Linked DNA regions of Homo sapiens: region 2 is linked to region 1. The links are chromatin loops, found by intact Hi-C in ENCODE. Cell type or tissue: breast epithelium. All regions are shown on one strand. Links, peaks and the distances in the headings refer to the core of each region. The heading gives the core; the rest is flanking DNA.

Region 1 (10,098 bases), core at 2,992-5,491:
CATATCAGAGACTTCGCTCAAGTCATTGGGATATTTTATAGATGGTGAATCACTCTGTCACCCCCATGCAACTCCCCAGGGAGAAGATGTGTGAGGTTTAAAAAGAAAAAACAAAGGAAAGAACAGGAAGGAATATGACTTCACTTTCCTTTTTTCTCTTTAAATCTCCAATTTTTTAATATCAAAAATATTGTGTGAAGATGTTGTGTATATGCCTTTGACAGAAGTAGCAGACAATGAAGATACACAAGAGCACAGACTACAAAATACTTAATGCTAACTTACTACTTGTTTTATAGACTCTTCCAATAACATTTAGGTCTTACTTGGAGAAGCCCTATTAATTTTCTTCTATATTTTCTTACTGTTTTTATTTTACTTACCTTTGCCCCTTCATCCCATCTTTATACCTCAAGAAATCAAAGTTTCAAATCAGGTGGAAGAAATTTTCTTTCAAAGGGATTGAATTTTACTTTGCTTCTTCACGAGTGATAAAAATGCAGAACTCTCTCCTTAACTCAATCTTTTCCTTCTTTCCTATGCTTCATTTTTTATCTTCTTCTCTTCCTAAACTTTTTAATATTTATTTTCCATCTTTTCTATCTCCACACTCTCTGTAATGGCTGTAGATTGAATTTGATTGCCTCCTTCATCTGCCTTTATGAATATGTTAGATGATAACAAGGTATGTGCTGAATCTGAGCAAAGGGTAAGAAGTAACATCAAACGTTTACAAGCATATAGAGTAACCAGAATGTCCATACACTTCTGGTTGTCATGCAAGTTGGTACAACTACTTTGGAAACTTCTCTAGCTGTATCTATTAAAGCCAAATATATATATATATATACACACACACACACACACACTCCATGACACAGAATTCTGCTCATATAGACACTCAACACAAGTGCACACATACATGCACAAGAAACATGTAGAAGAATGCTTGTAGCAGCATTATTCATAATAATCAAAACCTGGAAACAGCCCAATTGTCTGTCAGTAGAAGGGATAAATACATCATATAATGAATACTCTATAAAAATTAAAATAAGGGAAATTACTGCTACACATGAAATTGCTGTTGCACATCACAGGGATGACTCTCACAACTACAACTATAATGTTTTTTGTTTTATTTTGTTTTGTTTGACACGGAGTCTCGCTCTGTTGCCCAGGCTGGAGTGCAGTGGCACGATCTCGGCTCACTGCAAGCTCCGCCTCCCGGGTTCACGCCATTCTCCTGCCTCAGCCTCCTGAGTAGCTGGGACTACAGGTGCCTGCTACCACGCCCGGCTAATTTTTTATATTTTTAGTAGAGACGGGGTTTCACCGTGTTAGCCAGGATGGTCTCAATCTCCTGACCTCATGATCCGCCCGCCTCTGCCTCCCAAAGTGCTGGGATTACAGGTGTGAGCCACCAAGCCCGGCCTACAACTATAATGTTGAATGAGAGAAACCATTACAAAAAAGAGCACTATAGAAAGAATAGCTTCAAAAACTCACAAAAATAGTCTGATGATAAAAAGAGTATTGGTAACTTCTGGGGGAGAACTTAATGGCTGGGACAGAGCATGAAGGAGGTTTCTGGGTTCCTGATAATGCAGTATCTCTTAAACTGGATATTGATTACCTGAGTGTGTTCATGCTCTAAAATTCATACAACTTAAGATCTATTCATATTAATGTATGTGTGTTTGTCAGGATTCTCCAGAGAAAGAGAACCAATAAGGTATATACATATATATTATCATTCACATAGGATACATACACATACACACACACACACACACACACACACACACACGTATTAAGATTTACTATGGGAATTTGCTCCTACGATTATGGAGGTCAAAAGTCCCCAAACTGCCATTTGCAAGCTGGAGAATCAGGAAAGCCAATAGGCGATGGGTGGGGAATGGTATAAGTCCCAGAGCCCAAAGGCCTGAAAACCAGGATCTCCAATGTCCAAGGACAGAAGATGGATGTTTGAGCTCCAAATGAGAGTAAATTCACCCTTTCTTCACTATTTTGTTGCTTTCAGGCTCTCAACAGATTTTATGATGCTCACCTGCATTGGCAAAGGCCATCTGCTTTATTCAGTCCACTCATTCAAATATTCATCTCTTCCAGAAACACCCCCACATACACACTCAGAAACAATGTTTTACAAGTGATCCAGGTATTGCTTAACCCAGTGAAGTTGACATAAATTAATCATCACAGTATGTAAATTATACCCTGAATTTTTAAAGCCATATTAACACTTTAGTGAACTTTGCTTTTCTCCTGAATTACTCCTAGATTCTCTCTAAATTGTACAGCTGAGAATTTGACCTATTATCAAAATGATCTGACTAGCACCAAATCTGACTAATTCAAGTCATCACATAATATCAGTAGACTTCCCAATTCAGACTTCAAACAGTGTTTGGTGCTAAAAAGTAAAGATTATATACAATAATGAGCTAATAATTTTTAAATGGAGATAAGAAAAAGAAAGCAGCCATCAAAGCTCTACTAAATTTAATAAGTATTGGAGGGACAACAGTAATAACTGTAAATTGAATTTGATTGCCTTCTCCCTCAAAGTGATTGGCTCAAACTTCCTGAATTATGTTCCCCTACAAAAGGTTTAAAAGATAGTGGTTGACCAGGAGGCAGAGCTTGCAGTGAGCCAAGATCGTGCCACTGCACTCCAGCCTGGGTGACAGAGCAAGACTCCATCTCAAAAAAAAAAAAAAAAAAAGAAAAAGAAACAGAAAAGAAAAGAAAAGATAATGGTTGATAGAAAACAGTTAGGATGGTGATATGATGATTGCTAACATTTATTAACTGCAGAGTTCTGCATTTAACCACCATGAATCAGCCTCTGCAGTACATCAGCATTATACTGCTGTTTTATCCATACAGAGTTCTGCAAGAATGGTAATATATCCCTGTGTCATGTTTGGCCTTTTTCAATAAAACTGCAGTTGACTTAGGCTCAACTTAGTGTCTACTCCAACACCAGATTCTTTTCTGGCAGAAAGTTACTTTTCCACAAGAAATGACATAAAAAGGTAGTCATCGGAGTGGAATATAATATTGTATATGAGTAAAATAAATGTGTAACATATTTTTATGACTGTTGAATGTACTTTAGTATTATTCAGATAGAGATTTTAGTCTGAGATTGGATTGAGATGACACAAACCACTTTGACTATGAGAACACAACGGGCCTGCAAGCAAACAACATACTACATACTTTTATTTATTTTTTTCTTTTTTGAGAGAGTCTCACTCTGTTGCCAGGGCTGGAGTGTAGTGCCATAATCTCCACTCACTGCAACCTCCACCTCCCGGGTTCAAGCGATTCTCCTGCCTCAGCCGCCTGAGTAGCTGGAATTACTGGCGCCCGCCACCACACCCAGCTAATTTTTGTATTTTTAGTAGGAATGGGGTTTCAGCTTGTTGGCCAGGCTGATCTCAAACTCCTGACTTCAAGTAATCCACCCGTCTCAGCTTCCCAAAGTGCTGAGATTACAGGCATGACCCACTGCACCTGGCAATATACTTCTGATTAATTAATATTATAAAGCAGCCAGGGCGCAGTGGCTCACGCCGGCAATCCTAGCACTTTGGGAGGCCAAGGCGGGTGGATTGCCTGAGCTCAGGAGTTCGAGACCAGCCTGGCAACATGGTGAAACCCCGTCTCTACTAAAATACAAAAAAAAAAAAAAATTAGCCGGGTGTGGCAGCATGTGCCTGTAGTTCCAGCTACTCAGGAGACTGAGGCAGAAGAATTGCTTGAACCTGGGAGGCAGAGGTTGCAGTGAGCTGAGATGGTGCCACTGTACTCCAACCTGGTGACAGAGCGAGACTCCATCTTAAAAAAAATAAATAAATAAATAAATATATATATATATATATATATATATATATATATATATAAAGGCTTATACTGTTAATGATCCATATTTTAATTCCAGAATGAATCTCTTTCTATTACTGTTATCCACCCTAAAATTTAGGGTATAAACCAACTAATGTTATAATAATATTAACCTAAGAAAAATATTTTAAAGGAAAATTTGCTATAAAATATATTACGTATTAATACAATATAGGTTATACATATTGTACCCAAAGCAAAATGAAATTGATTTTTTAAAAATTATTATGAGCTGACTATATCCATACCACTCCTATAAGACACTAACACAGATAATCAAAACATGTCAAAATTGCTTTGGAGGTAAGAGATTTTTCATTTCCCAATATCTTCTGGTCCTTAGGTTATTACTTATTATTCTAAACTGCAAAAACAGAAACCATCTTATTCATATGTTTTCACTTTCCTTTGGCAGATACATTTTATTCTTAGAGCCAGATATGTGACCCATACATGATATTCATTCTGCAAATTAATCAGCCCTCTTTGGGCTCAATTCTGCATTCTTTATTTTCCCATTTCCTAATTTTCAGTGCCTATTTTAAATGGCTTGATACATTACTGGCTTCCGTGTAAATTATTTTACTTTTTTTTTTTTTTTTTTTTTGGAAAAAGGCAGTTGTGCCAGTTGAGATTCTCTGAGAAGCAGTCCTCAAGATGTGATTATGGACATGCTGAGGGATATAACAGACACTGGGGACTCCAAAAGGGGGGTGAGGGCTTAAAAATTACTCATTGGGTACAATGTTCACTATTTGGATGATGGGTACACTGGATGCACAAATGCTACCACCACACAACATATCCGTGTAACGAAGGAAAAAAAAACAGGTGATTAGATATGCAAGATATCTGCTGGGGGAAATGCTGAAGAAGGAGAAAGAAGAGGGATCAGGAGTAGCCAGGGAGAGGCCCAAGTGTAAGATGTATGTGTGACTGCTGTGGAAAGAAGGGGACAAAAAAGAGAATTGGAGAGGAAGTGTCTCAGTCTGCAGGGCAGTGCTATGAAACTTTCAGCCAGATGGACAAGGAGTTGCTGGGCCAAAATTTGTTGTAAAGCCTCAGATCCCACCAATATGCAGCTATTGGCTGGGGACAGCCATCAAAAGTCTGAATTCTAAGGAAGGGTGGCTGAGACTCTCGGTCAGCTCTGCTCCCCACAGCAGTTCGCTTGAGAATGTCAATGGCAAATTTTCATGGCCATTACAACTGTATACAAAAAAATAAACCAGAAAGTTGTTACGGACTGAATGTTTGTGTCCTCTGCAAAATTCGTATGTTAAAGCCTTAACCCAAGGTGATGGTATAGTAATTGTATCCAAACAAATATTTATTACAATCTAACATTCTAATGCTTTCAGGTTATAATAGATTAGAATCACATACTGAGATTTATAGTATCTGAAACATGTTTGAATTTGCCCCTCTAGTATTCGACAAAAATCCATAGGTCGTAGGACTGTGCCTTCCCAACACTTGTAATATTGGATTTGCTGCAACAAGTAATTCTGCTGTTGTCACTGTGGTTATTTTTCATTGTGCCACACAGCGAGATAAAAAGGAAGGGAATCTCAGGTTTTGCTTTTCCTTCTGTTTCCATGGACACAGGTTTATAATTTTATATGAAAGTCAAAATCTGTCACTCTCATTAAGTCTGTTCTTAGAGCTACTTTGCTAACAGCTTAGACTAATGCAGTAAAATAATTAGGAACCAACAAAGAAAACACTCATAACGAAGGGAAATGAGCCCCTTCTTAAAGAAAGGAACAACTGGGAGAAGGCTGTGGAGTGAGCCCATGGCTTGAGAAAGGGATGAATAGAAGTTAATAAAGTACTTAATGAAAGCGGGTGTTGTGGAGCATTGGATGGAATCGCAGCATGCAATGTGGATATAGTTTGCTTTTAAACCAAAAACAATAGAATTAATGTTCCTTTTAAACATAACACATCCTAATGGCTAGCACTGTATCCGCCTCCTGCTGTCTCTTGCACAAATATGTGAATATATCAGCTTGACAGTTTCAAGAATCTTGCCTTTCCAAACATTTACCAGTCCAAAAATATTCACAATTATCTTCAGCATAATTAATTGTGGCCTACTGTACAATTTTGCAGGCACTGGGTCTGTGAAGCCATGTCATATTGTTCTTGTCACATAAGGTTTATTAAGGCTTTGCTGTGTGTGAAGGACACTGACAGATTATGACTGATACAAAGAACTGAAGGAACTGTTTGGAAGTAATATTACATTCAAAAATATAATGAAGAAGAGCAAAATTAGCAAGGAATTATTAAATTACAAAAAGTTCAGCTGGGTGTGGTGGCTCATGCCTGTAATCCCAGCACTTTGGGAGGCTGAGGTGGGTGGATCTCTGCAGGACGTTTGAGACCAGCCTGGCCAACAGGGTAAAGCCACTTCTGTACTAGAAATACAAAAATTAGCTGGGCATACTGGCATGTGCCTGTAATCCCAGCTACTTGGGAGACTGAGGTACAATCAGTGGAACCTAAGACGTGAAGGTTGCAGTGAGCTGAGATTGTGCCACTGCACTCCAGCCTGGGCAACAGAGTGAGACTCTGTCTTGGGGAAAAAAAAAAAGTTCTTTATTTTTCTGGAAGGATTTACTTCACTAATAGCATGTACCTATAGTGAAATTAAAATGATGAAATGTGTGTACTAGCCATGTCCCTGAAATGTTTGGTGCAAAACTGGGCCATGTGCATGTCATGGGCTCCTCCATGCAGAGCTGAGCTGTCCATCTGATTCTGTCAGGCTGACCCAGAATAATCTCCTTTCTTTAAGCAACTTAACCAATTAATATGGGACCTATATTCCATTTGCAAAAACTCTTCACCTTTCCTATATAACGTAACCTAATCACAGAGTGAAATCCATCATATTCACAGTCCTGCCCATAAGCAAGAGTAGAGGGTTATACAAGATAAATACCCCAAGGGGCAGGAATCTTGGAGGCCGTCTTAGAATTTTGCCTACAACAGTGAAGACTACAGCTCACTAGATAGACAGTGGTAGATTTGTATTGCAATACTGAAATCATAAATGGATTTAATTATTAATACCAATACTATGCAAGATGAGCATCATTACACATTTTTAGCTAGAGTAGGGGCTCCCATATATAGACTTTAATTAAAGGTAGCCATGGTAACTGGAAAGTTCATTACAGTCTTAGTATTAGTATTTTTCTTCTCCGTCATCCCAATCCTGAAAAAGTATGTTTATGTGTGTACGCCATTTGAGGGCAAGAATTAGGGGATGTATTTTGCCTATTTAAATAGAAAGGTTGTTACTTAAAATTAATTAAAATATATACTGAGTGCGGCCGGGCATGGTGGCTCATGCCTGTAATCGTGTAAACTTTGGGAGGCCGAGGCGGGCGGATCACCTGAGGTCGGGAGTTCAAGACCAGCCTGACCAACATGGAGAAACTCCATCTCTATTAAAAATACAAAATTAGCTGGGCGTGGTGGTGCATGCCTGTAATCCCAGCTACTTGGGAGGCTGAGGCAGGAGAATTGCTTGAACCCAGGAGGTGGAGGTTACGGTGAGTTGAGATAGTGCCATTGCACTCCAGCCTGGGCAGCAAGAGCAACACTCCATCTCAAAAAAACAAAAAATGTATATATATATATCTATGTATATACTGAGTGCTTGACAGAGGGTAAATGCTGTTCAGATACTATTTTTATGAAAGAATTACCTCAATATTTCTTCTTAAGAGAATATGAATGATCTCATTTTCCATATGAATTTTGTGTGTGTGTGTGTGTGTCTGTGTTCATATTTTTTTCCAAGCAAGTTGCAAAGATTGGTCCTCATTTAAAGTTAGATATTTAATACCTTATAGGCCAGAATTATCTCTCTGTGGGGAATCTCACTCCAATGAATTTTCTCTAACATTAAATTTGCTGATCTAGGCAATAGAATATTAAATTAAGCAATACAGTTTGCCACAACCTTTTAGATATCATGTTTGAGAGTTCATCAACCATTATTTTCAAGACCTACTATGTAACAGGCACTGTACTAGGCACTGGAAAATAGATCCCTATTTACTAAAAGAGGAAAGAGTACAGTCAAGTAAACAAATAAATAGCATAATTTCAGATAAAGATCCATGCTATGAAGAAAATTAAATAAGTTGATGTAATGGGATTGAACAAGGGGCAGCAGAGATGAGGGGAAGTTAATTTAGACTGTTTGTGAGATAAGGTCTCATTGAGTAGCTTAAGTTGTAACCTGAATGACAAAAATAAGGTCAGTCAAGAGAAAAACTGGGGACAAGAACTTCCAGGCAAATGGATCAACAAATGCAAAAATGTGCAATGGGAACAATCTTGGTATATTGAAGGAATACAAAGAAAGCCGGAAAGGGCTGTCATCCAATGAAGGAGGGAAGAGGGAGAGTGGGGTTGAATTATATGGGTTATGTAGGTTCTTGAGAGTCACGAAATGATTGGATGATTGGGTATTTGTTTCTAAATGCAGTTGGCAGTCATTGTAGAACTGATTTGAATTACATTGTTTTAAAAGGTACTCAGGCTGCTGTACTGTGAATGGCATTTGGTAGAGCCTCATCCATATCTATTGATTATAACTAAAACAAAAATGCATTACTAGTCCTAGGAGGACAATCAGTCAATTATATTCACTATTTAGTTTTTATTTTTAATTTTAATGTGTCTGTCAATTAGTAGGATATCTTTCTATTTGGCATAAATCCTGTCTATAGTTATTTCTGATAAAAATCTTAAAAGAGAACTGTTAAAAATTTTTATAAATTTTTTTCTCCACCAGCTGTTATTTTCAAAAATCCAAAAGAGGTATGAAGCCCAAACTTGTCCCTTTATCAGTTTGCTCTTTTTATTCCAGTAATATGCTATGGTCTGTTATTTTAAGGTTACTAAGGAGTACCAATCTAACAATAGTATAACCTTTTTAAAATTAACAAAGTCGGCCAGGCATGGTGGCTCACGCCTGTAATCCCAGCACTTTGGGAGGCCAAAGCGGGCGGATCACGAGGTCAAGAGATCAAGACCATTCTGGCCCACATGGTGAAACCCCGTCTCTACTAAAAGTACAAAAATTAGCTGGCTGTGGTGGCATGCACCTGTAGTCCCAGCTACTCGGGAGGCTGAGGGAGGAGAATCGCTTGAACCCAGGAGGCAGAGGTTGCAGTGAGCCAAGATCGTGCCACTGCACTCCAGCCTGGTGACAGAGCGAGACTCTGTACCCCCCCCCCCCAAAAAATTAACAAAATCAACATTAATATAACTATTTTGAAATTAAAAGAAATTAAATTTTTTCATGGTACAGGAAAGTCAAATGTGACAGTATTTTTCAATAATGTATCTTCAACACTAGGCTTTTCTAGCTGTATGTTTGTACGCATAAACATGTCCAGTTCATCTCTTCAACAAACACTGATCATTTTGTTGACTTTAAGTAGCTAGGATTTCAAATATCCAAGCAACTTACTTTGTAGTGCTTTTTAAAAAGTAGCAATATGAATCACTTCTCGGCCTTTTGGCTAAGATCAAGTGTAAAAAGTAGCAGTATGAATAAGTTTTGAAAACTGTCACTCCTTCAAAAAGTATAGAGAATGGAGAGTAAGAAATCAAAAGTCAGAAGTCAGGAACACAGGGAAATTTTTATTCTAGTAATAGTGTAATGAGGACAAGTTCTAAGGCATAAAAAGTTCTACTTGAAGACAATGAAGAATAAACACGGTAGTGAAGAAGGACCAAGATCCAGGAAAAGGCAGAAATCCAGAAAGAATAACGTTGCATTCAGGGCTACACTTCTTCTGGAGATTTGTGCCAATTCTGGAGAAAGTGGATGTGAAGCTGAGCAACTGAGCTGGGATGATTTTGACAATCTGCCAGAGCAAGAAGGACAAAGTCTGGGACCAGAGTCCACCAAGGAGAAGAAACCAGGTGAACCTTCATTGCTTTCTATCAGGACCCCAAAAGATGACACCTTAAGGATGAGCCAGAAATCGACAGGCCTTTTAAGGATTACAACTCCCTTTAGCATCATCTCCAGATGGCAAGCATATTCAGAAGCCTGGCAGAAGCAAATATTAATTATCTTTGAAATAAGGTAATATCATATTAGGCCTCCAATTATTTCTACAA
Region 2 (10,098 bases), core at 4,065-6,564, 77 kb after region 1:
CGGAAGATCTAGGGATGGGCTCAGGCAACTATATTGTAGTCCAGCAGCCAGCAGTGGCTTATACAGGTGGACCAAACTTTGAGAAGCTTCCAGTGACATCCCAGATAGTCAGATTCCTCACTCATCCACTCTGTTCAGCAATTGTAGAAATGTTCTTGAAGTAACTGGAAAGATGAGTCAAATAGTATTCTTTAGACACAAGCATCAGAACTTCGTAACAGGAAAATGCTGTGTCAGGCATAACTAATCTGCTTGCCCTTGTAAATGCAACTCTTGAACTGGTATGCACTCTGATGAGTTATTTACTGGTGAAACCTGTCACAAAGCGTTGGGAGATTACAAAGAACAGAAGAAGGTATCTTGGTGGCAGCATCGTGTGTTTATTGAACACCCGTTGTGTGTCTAAAACTGAAATGACTGCTGGGGCTTATGAAAATGAGTGAGATTCAGGCCCTGCTGTCACAAAAAAATATAAGTCTAACTGGGGAGGTTAGACATGTGCCCAGGTAGCTAGAATGTAATGTAATAAATGTGGTCATTGCAGTAGAAAGGAAGTGCTATGGGAACAAGAGGAGGAAATGGTTCATCTACCTTAGGGTGGGAGGTGGAAGGTAGAGGTGGGGTGCTGGGAAGTGTCCCAGGGGAGGCAGCATCTGAGTTAGATTCCCCAGGGAGCAGATTTCTCACTGTCCCCATCCAGTGGGATAGGAGAAGAACCACACACACTCTGGGCAAGACAGAAAGATGACATGAGCTAAGGTTTGGAGGGATGGACATGTGTGACCAGTGCAGTGCAGGTGAATGGTATGGAAGGCAAAGATTGGCAGAGAATACAGGAAAGGTAGTGTAGTGCCAGATGGAAATGGGCTTTGGATGTCATGGTAAGAAGTTTTGAATTTTTCTTTAGGTGAAGTCATCATAGATATTTATACAGGGGTGTGACATGATTTCAGGATATAATTCTGTAACAAAGGGGGCGAGTAGACTGGAAGGGAGAGAGAAACTGGGGGCAGGAAAACCAATTAGGAAGCGATTGCAATTGTCCAGAAAAAGGATGCAGTACCACCACGATCATCCTCTTCCTAAAATAATGTATTCATCAACCTGCTTAGTTTTATTCCTCCTATTTCTGCAGCTAGAAAAATCACTTAGCCCTCTTGTGACTCAGAATTTCTCCCTATTAATAGAAGATGACAGAATACTTATCTCACCTCACACAGGGAGATACTGAGAGATGCTTGCAATTGTAGCCACGAAAGAGGGGGAAATGTTATTCCAAATGCCAGTGGCAGTAATTACTCTGGAGTAGTGAGGGGAGGGACACTGCCTTTCCTCACTAACAGTCCATTATAAAAATTTCAAACCTATAGAAAAGTTGAAAGTTGAGTAAGAGCATCAGAAATACTCTTTGGAGGGAAGCTTCTGCAGAAATTCCAAGTACTCACCACCCAGGAAGTGGCATTTCCAATCTAAGGGCCCATTGCCTTCAGGATGAGAATGCCATTGCAGCCTATTTGGTTACAAACAGTGTTCTATAATATGAGATTTTGTAAAGAAAGGCCCATTTTCCCATTGTTTTCCATTACAAACAAAAGTGTAAGGAATGATATTCTTATTATTCCTATTGCTGAAATGGGGCTGGGGAGGGCCATATTTGAAGGAGTTATACCATCATCTACATGCTTTCAAGCTGTGTTTTGCCCTTTGGGGTTTGGAGTCTGCCCTTGTAGCAAGAGGCACGTAGTCATACCTTTTCCATCTGCTGCTGGGCCCCTTCCCATACTAGGTCTCCATTTCAGCACCCTGGACCACATCAGAATTCTTTCTTGTTTTTGGAAAAGCATCATTGATATCTACCGCAGGGTGTGTGACAGACATAAACTGCTTTAAGTTTTGCCAAAATGACTGTGTCTTCTACCTTTGAAAAAAAATCTGTGCTCTCTATATTTGCTGAGTTGGTATAAGATATTCCAAGGGATAAAAAGATAAATAATGAAGAGACACTGCCCTCAAGAAGCTAACAGATAGGACTGTGACCTAATGAAGAAGTTAGGAGGGTAGCATTCAGTGCTTTTTTAGAACAGTATCAACTTTCAAGATTCAAAAGGATGGTCGTGTTCAATGACTGATGGAGTCCTTCCAACTGGAATGGGGTGATTTGAACTTACAATGAGGAAACCCAAAGTACTTCATTTTATATATGAAAATCAAATGGTTATTGAGTGATATAATAAGGAGACCTATCAGGAATACGTAAGGAGAAGATAATTTATGCTCCTTTCTAAAGTACATTTACGTAAGTAATGAATGATTAGCTCTTTCAAATGGAAATGTTTTCTCTAGTACAGTAAATTATTCTGATTCATTTGTTCACTCTTAACATGCATTTCTTGGAAAACTTACTGGCAAAATTTGTCACAAAGCAATTAGGAGACTACAAAGTACAGAAGAATAGCCTTTAAATCCTTACACAAATTAGTTCTTATTTTAAGGACAGTTTAAATCTCACAACATCACAGCCTGCTTTTGCATGCACTCTTTCATTTACTTGTTAGATTCCTTTACTGCAAAGAGCTCAAGGAAAACAACTAGAAACAAACCATGGCTATGCTGACAAGAAAGTGTCAGTTATAAAGGGAAATGAATGAAGATTTATTCATTTATTAATAAAGTAATGTGGGCAGCCATTTGATAATTCTAATTTCTGATTTAGTCTTTAAAGTTGACTTATTTGCATACATTTTTAAAAGTCTGTGCTGTTGCCAAGTGACTTGGAACTACACAGCATAGTTTACTTACAAATTAGATGAAAGCCTCTTTTAAAATGTCTGCACATATTGTACTTTTTTTCTCTTAAAAATAAGCCATTGTTGATTTATTTTTGGACAGGTGATATTTGTGAATGGAACAAAATATAAAAGGAAGGATATGGCATACAGTAAGTCAGTCTCTCCTGGCCACCCAGTTCCTCTCCCTGGCACCAACCACTTTTGACTAGCATTTTGTGTATCTTCTCAGGGGGAGTCTATGCATGTACAAGGATATGCATTTATTATTGGTGTTATTGGTATGCAATTGTAGCAGACTCGTTTTTAATGACTACATAGTATTCTATTGCATGGACATAGCATAATTTATTTAGTCAGCCATCCTATCGATAGATATTGAGGTTGTTCGTAATCTTTTTGCTATTGCAAGCAATGACTGCAATGATTATGTTTTATACACTCATCCACCTTGTGGTGAATATATCTGTAGGGTAAATTCTTAAATATGGAATTGTTTGGTCAGAGTATATGAGTTTATAATTTTGATAATTATTGCCCAAATGCCCCCTTCAGAGATCGCACTAATTTGCATTCCCACCAGTAATGTATTTCCCCATACTTTAGCTGACACAATGTGTTCTCAAACCTTTGCCACTCTGAGAGATGAATATTGGTATCTCATGGTAACTTTAATTTGCCTTTCTCTTAAGAGTCAATTTGAGCGTGTTTTTGTATGTTTAAAGGCTGTTTGAATTTTTTTCTGTGAACTGTCTATTCATATCCTTTACTCATTTTTTGAGTAGATTGTTGATCCTATTTTATTTTTATACCTTATTTTGCAACCATAATGTTAAGTTCATTTTAGCCTCTGAACTCAAATACCATTTGTCAATCATTAGTCCAAATAAAAAAAAAGTGGAGCCACTTAATAATCCTAACGCACAGTTTGAAACATAATTCATTGATGCCTGACTTTTCCTTCTCAACTAGTTTTAATCTCAAATTTTAATGGGAACTGTCCTCACTCCTTAGGCCCAGTCAGGGTCAAAGAGTCCTGGGTTTTATTTGTTTTATTTGAACCCCAGGAGAGTTGCTTGTCTGAAGCTCTGTTTTAGCAATAGATTATTTATACAAACTCTCTGATAAATTTTAACTCATTAAATAGCAGCGTTAATATACTCATCTAGCACCACATTCCCTGCCTTCTGCATGAGCAGAGGAGAGAGAGTGATACTATTAAATATTCAAAAGCCTTTATCCTTATCCCAACCCCTCCATAGGAAGATGCTATCTTGCCTGGGCTAGGTGTAGTGGCTCACACCTGTAATCCCAGTGCTTTGGGAGGCCAAGGTGGGAGGATCACTTGACACCCAGAGTTCAAGACCAGCCTGGGCAACATAGTGAGACCCCATCTCTACAAAAATAAAACTAAAAAAATTAGCCAGGTGTTGCAGGCACCTGTATTCCTAGCTACTCAAGAGGCTGAAGTGGGAGGATCACTTGAGCCCAGGAGTTTGAGGTTACAGTGAGCTATTATCAGGTCACTGCACTCTAGCCTGGGAGACAGAGCGAGACCCTTTTTTTTTTGAGACAGGGTCTCACTCTGTCACCCAGGCTGGAGGGCAGTGGCGAAATCTTGGATCACTGCAACCTCTGCCTCCTAGTTTCAAGTGATTCTCCTACCTCAACCTCCCGAGTAGCACGCCTGGCTAATATATATATATTTTTTTAATGGAGACAGTGTTTCACCATAGTGGCCAGGCTGGTCTCGAAAACCTGACCTCAATTGATCCACCTGCCTCGGCCTACCAAAGTGCTGGGATTACAGGCATGAGCCACCATACCCAGCCAACCCTGTCTCTTAAAGAAGAAGAAGAAGGGAGAGGAGGAGGAGGAGGAGGATGAGAAGGAGGAGGAGGAGGAGGAGGAGGAGAAGGAGAAGAAGAGAAGGAAGAGGCAGAGGGGGAGGAGGAGGAGGACTAGAAGGAGGAGGAGGAATTATCTTATTATCTTGCCCATTAAATAAAAAAGCGTAAAAGTCCCTTGCTTCTTTCTTTTTCAGAATGGGGATAGTTTAAAAGTGTCTGTTTGCAATCCCCAAATATCATATTGCTTTTGGCAGCTGATATTCTTTAGCAGCTGATTAAGTGATACATATTTTACACAAAACAGAATATCCTGAATCAAAGGGATTTTGAATATTTATTTGAACTGGCTTTATCTCAGGTATATATCTGGAATTCACTGAAAATAAAATGGGTGGTAAGGACTCAAAGATGACAGAGGATAGCAACAACAATAACAAGATGGAGATCAGGAAGTAGGTATGCAAATACCTGTAGGTTGGATGTATATAGGAAAAGCTACCATATCAAACTGGGCAGAAGCAACCAATCCAGAAAAATAACTTCTAGCATCCAATCATATTGTGGTGAGATTAAACTCACAAGAAAGTTAAATGAGGTTTAGAGAACATATTCTCAACCCATACATACTTCATTGGAGCAACTCTTGTTAATCTTAAGGGGAATTATGGAACTCCATTCTTCCTTCTTATTTAGAAGAAAATAGATTCAAGGCCAAATTTGTAGGCCAAATTGAAGATATAACGAGATTTTTTTTTTAACTCATCGTCTTTGCCAAATTCTCTAGAACATAAAACCTGAGGCAAAGATTACTTGCTAAGTCTATGTTGGGTGGTGCAATTTCAGGGCTATAAAAGGGAATGAGAAAAAGGTGAGGCAGGAAAGGAAGGAATGCAAATACTAGACGGTGTGTTAAGGAGCTGGACATAACTTCACAAAGAACAAAGCCTGTTGCTGGGTCCTGCATGTCACCTTGAAACAGTCCATCAGGTGGGGAGGGCAGTGGGAGGAGCAATGGGGGGAGAAAGAGGAATTTATCTTCTTGACCTCTAGTCCCTTGATTCAAAATTTAACTCTGATTTAAGGGAGCCGTTGGGTAAGCCAGATTCCACATCCCACTAAACTGCCTGGAAGAGGTGGGAGGAGAGCAGCCATTAAGGTATGAGGTACAGAGTCCCATCAGGTGAGACCCATGTCTGTAGCCACTGAGGTTCCTGTTGCAACAGGTGAGATGTGATCTTCCCAAAGCCCCAGCTTCTTCCGCAGGAGGCTGAGACAGCAGGCCCACGGATGTCCATTCAGGAAGAGGCTAAGGCTTGGGGGTCAGGTGAAGAATCTTGAGAGACACAAAAATTGTTCTAGTATAGTCATGACTTAAAATTATAAAGAATAATTTTCAAGTCTTTTAGCAAATCCATGAATTGGTGTTTTTGTGGAGATATGAATGACTTTCAGTAAAAGAGTCACCGAATCATAATAGGTATGGAGGTGGAAATTCTATTATTAAGATTTATGATTACTGAAATATTTTCATGATTACTCAGATCCATTTCTGGACTGACCTTATGCTTAACCAGATGATGTTTATTATTAAAGCTGATTTTTAACGAGTGTTCATTAATAAAAAATGCTCTTAACCACAAGGCTTTGTTTCCAAGTGATGTATAATAATATGTGCTAAAACACGAATCTCAATTTCCAGATGCATATTTTACCAAAACACCTATTGCACTAAGGAAAATATGACAAATTCTTTTTTTTGTTTGTTTTTTTCCTTTTTCCCTTTGCTTTTTATTGCTCAGGAAACTATGATTGATTGAGTTTATGAACACATGAACAGGCAAGCACGTACACTTAAAAGATGAAACAAAGAAAAAAGTTGATCCATGTCATTCCATGAGAAAGGCTGCCCGCAGCACTCCAGCTCAAACACAGTGTCCCCTCAAGCTCTCTATCCCCCTCCCCACTCCCTCACCTTCCCTCTGATTCAGGGAAATCAGATTGGGAGGTTAGTGCATCATTGACAGAGAATGCCCTCCTTCCACGCTCTGTAAGTCTCCCCCAGAAGCGGGGAAGGCAGTTCCCTTCAGTAGCGCACTTAGGGTTGATTAGTGTTGGTTCCACAAGTTAAGGCACTTCAGGCTGCTTTAGTGGCAGCGTGGTTCCTCCCCTCCTTTTTTAAGGCATGTGTCCTCTAAGAGTAGTAAAGCTTTGGAAACTGTGCAGACTGTTAAAGTTGACAGCTTAATACAGGATCATTGAAGTCAGCAGGCAAAAGGATCCTCGGAGACACCTCCCTCAGACCAGAAGCTTCCAGAAGGCCTGGGCAGCTCTGTGTTTCGGCTGGGCATGGCACACTGGAGCCCCCCGAGGCCAGAGGGTGGTGCGTTCAGGTAGCAAAGACAGGTGGGCTCCGTCCCGCCTTCACCTGCAGCTGCCCTGGCTGCTGGTGGAGAAAATATGACAAATTCTAATTTTTCTGCACATTAATGTGCTGTGGTATAGGTCTAAGGGAGGGGGCGCAGATGGTGGTGATGGAAGTGGAAACAAAAAAATCAATGAAAGAGACTCTTGATAAAACAAGCGTCATATATCTAAAAATAAAATAATAACAAATGGTTATCCTAGCGTATACATCCAGATGACATTTGGAAATTTGCATAGAAGTAACAGAAGGGCTAAATGAAGCCTTCTGGAAAAGTCATAGTCTTTCAAACTTTATGTACTCTTGGATTCTAGAAACTCACTTCAGTTATTTAAGTGAAATGACCAGAATTAGTGTCATCTCCATACATTGAGCAGGAAGTTAACTTTGAGGAACTATACATGAGCACTTGTCCCTGAGGTTGTAGTATCTTTATGTCCTTTCCACGCCCTCGCCACAAAAAGCCCCAGCAAGAACAATCAATGTTTTCCTGCTTAACCCGTATTTTTATCTGAATGTACATTCTCCCTCCTCCCTCTTCCCTCTAGGCATTTGCTAGGCCCTTAGGAGGTCAGGCAACTTGCACTGTGGCACATGAAGAATATTCACATACTTCATATCCTGCAGGAGAAAGGAGACAGCACAAGAAATTCTGTTGTCACTAATTGAAAGTAGTTTATCACTTTATCTTTAGAAGGTCTAATGCCAAAACTTCAAGGAGATAATAAATAGTCCAGTCTGGGTTTGAGCCTGGAGTTTGGATGTCTAAGATGACTCCGAGCGGATGTGGATTTACGTGTTAGTACCTGAAAGTGGGCACAGCCCCCACCTTGGAATGAATGTACACTTCCAAAGGACTCGTTCCCACAGGGTGGTGGAAGGAACAACAGAGACAGCTATGTGCCCACATGCTCAGCCATCTGCCATTCCAACCACATGTCTCTCCCCCCGTTTCCTGCAAATGATTCATCTATTCTTTTTCTCCTTCTTCAAAGATAACTCTGTAAGCACTTAAGGAGGGGAAAGTCATTAAGAAAAGTGGAATCTGGAGTTATTAGGATGAGATAGAGCAGATTAAACAGTCTGGAATTTCACAAAGCAAACAGCACAGGGTGCGGACCCTGGGCCCGTCTCTCTCCTGCTGGTGCATCATTTCACAGGTTATCATCCTTCATGAACAGGTCAACAAAAATGGCCACAGGTAAACATGAGCATATGAGTTGCTAAAGAGAAAGAAAGACAGAGAACAGCAGAAGTCAGGAGGATTCTGGATTTTCCAACTGGAGCCTCTGTGCATCTTATCCAGCATCACAGACAGTGTCTGTCGCTAAGTGATGCCAAAGGTTTTACACCAATGAATGGGATCTTTGTGACGTTTTCCCAATAACAGACCAAAAAGCTGCCACTAAAATCATGCTTTTAAAGGAGATCCTGAACAATAGCCAGTGAAGGTGATTATGGCCATGTCCCCATGTCCATGAGGAGGTGCTTGGTGGGTATTTGTTGAATTGCATCAAACTGGAGTTGGATGGGACTCAGTTCAAATCCTGACTCTGCTTCCAGCTTCTGGTACATTAGGCAAGTTGCTAAACCTCTGGGCTTAGGGGATAAAGACACTACCTCACAGGGTGGAGTGAGGAGTAGAAGATAATATACGTGAAGTACTTCATGTGGTCTTTGGAAAGAGGTAGATAGATAGGCAAATATCAGGTGATTACAAATACTCCTTATAATTTCACTTCAGTTTGTACCGCATCTCACACCCTGAAGCTAGCAGGGTAAAGAGCTCTCAGGAGAATGAAGAGGCCTCTGGCCCATTCTAGTATGGTCTCTCCCATCAGGAGGGGAAAGGCAAATATTGCATGGGACCTGGCAATAAGATTGAATGAGACATAAGCAAAGTCTGATCGCATCCTTATCCCCACCCCTTAACAGCCACTATATCCCTTGAGGCAAGTGAAGGGCCCCAGAAGTGAGGGATCTTATTGCTAAGTAGATCAGACAGAGTTCTTAAAGATTCTAATATGTTGCCTGTATTGTCTCATCTGTAAAATGGGTGTTAAAATAGCACTCATATCTTGGGTTATGAAGATGAAAGAAGATAATCTATGTAAAGGACTGAGCACAGGGCCTGGGACAGTTAGTGATAGATACATGTTAGCTACTGTTGCTATTTTGTATTCCATGTTCAATCTATGATATTGATTAACCTGTTTATTGATTGCTGGATTTTCATTTAGTAAATTAATTTTCAATAAATGATTTTCACTTAAGCATTTGTTCACGCAGTCACTTCATTCATTTATTTATCATAAAACATTTATCAAGGTCCTATTCTATACTGACACTATGCTGGGCTCAAGAGATGCTGAGGCTTTTTGGGCAAGAAGGTTGAAGACTAGGCAGGGAGAGAGACCTGAACTAAAGCAGGAGAAGGCAAGGTGTAGTATACACATCATGGAGACATGTATAAAGCATTCCTGGAACCCAGAGGAACCAGGAAGTGCTGCTCATAAAAGATGCTTTTTGAACTAGATCTTGAAGAGTGAGTAGCCCGAGGAGTTTGGGCTTGCGAATTCTAGATAACAAGAACAGCTTGCCAAAAGGGATAAAGTTGTGAAACAAACAAACAAACAAAAAACAGGGTTTGGAGCCAGGAGGACTTTGGTGTGAGTGGTGTTTGGCCATTCTGCCTGGTGCCTTCCTTTGAATTTAGGTTCGACCCCCTGTGGGGGCCACAGAGAGTCACCTGCAGCTCAGTCTTACCCCAGGTGCTGGGCCCAAGTCTGCTCTTAGAGGAAATGTAAGTAGCTTATATCACTCAGTATCGGGTCAGCTAGGCTCTGGGTTCTGTTCTGAGCTCCTGCTCTATTTCTAGCTGTGAAGTTTCCACTTGATTCCTGTCACAGGCTCTACCTTGTATTCCAGTTCAAATAACTGGGCTTTGGCCTTTGTTCTTTCTTCTACATTCTGCCTCTAAGTTTCTCTAAGACTGGAATTTTGCCTTTCCTTATCAGTCCTTCCTAGAACTTCAGTCCCT

The links. Peaks named below come from ENCODE experiments on the same cell type or tissue, not always from the same donor. Only the 100,000 strongest peaks of a DNase experiment are listed, where the experiment ranks them.
Region 2: it touches region 1 in a loop (25-fold over the local background); 7 of 110 quality-filtered maps call a loop at or near these places.

What each region holds. Positions count from the first base shown.
Region 1 is chr12:89,287,019-89,297,116 of GRCh38, forward strand. No RefSeq gene overlaps it. Among named protein-coding and RNA genes, the nearest start is that of DUSP6, 60 kb to the right of the region's middle. In breast epithelium, for the core only: no CTCF peak of the experiment used is centred there; no DNase peak of the experiment used is centred there.
Region 2 is chr12:89,363,026-89,373,123 of GRCh38, forward strand. The region is part of intron 9 of POC1B-DUSP6 (POC1B-DUSP6 readthrough); the gene reads right to left. Among named protein-coding and RNA genes, the nearest start is that of DUSP6, 16 kb to the left of the region's middle. In breast epithelium, for the core only: no CTCF peak of the experiment used is centred there; a DNase peak (open chromatin) is centred at 5,608; H3K27ac peaks cover 546 bases.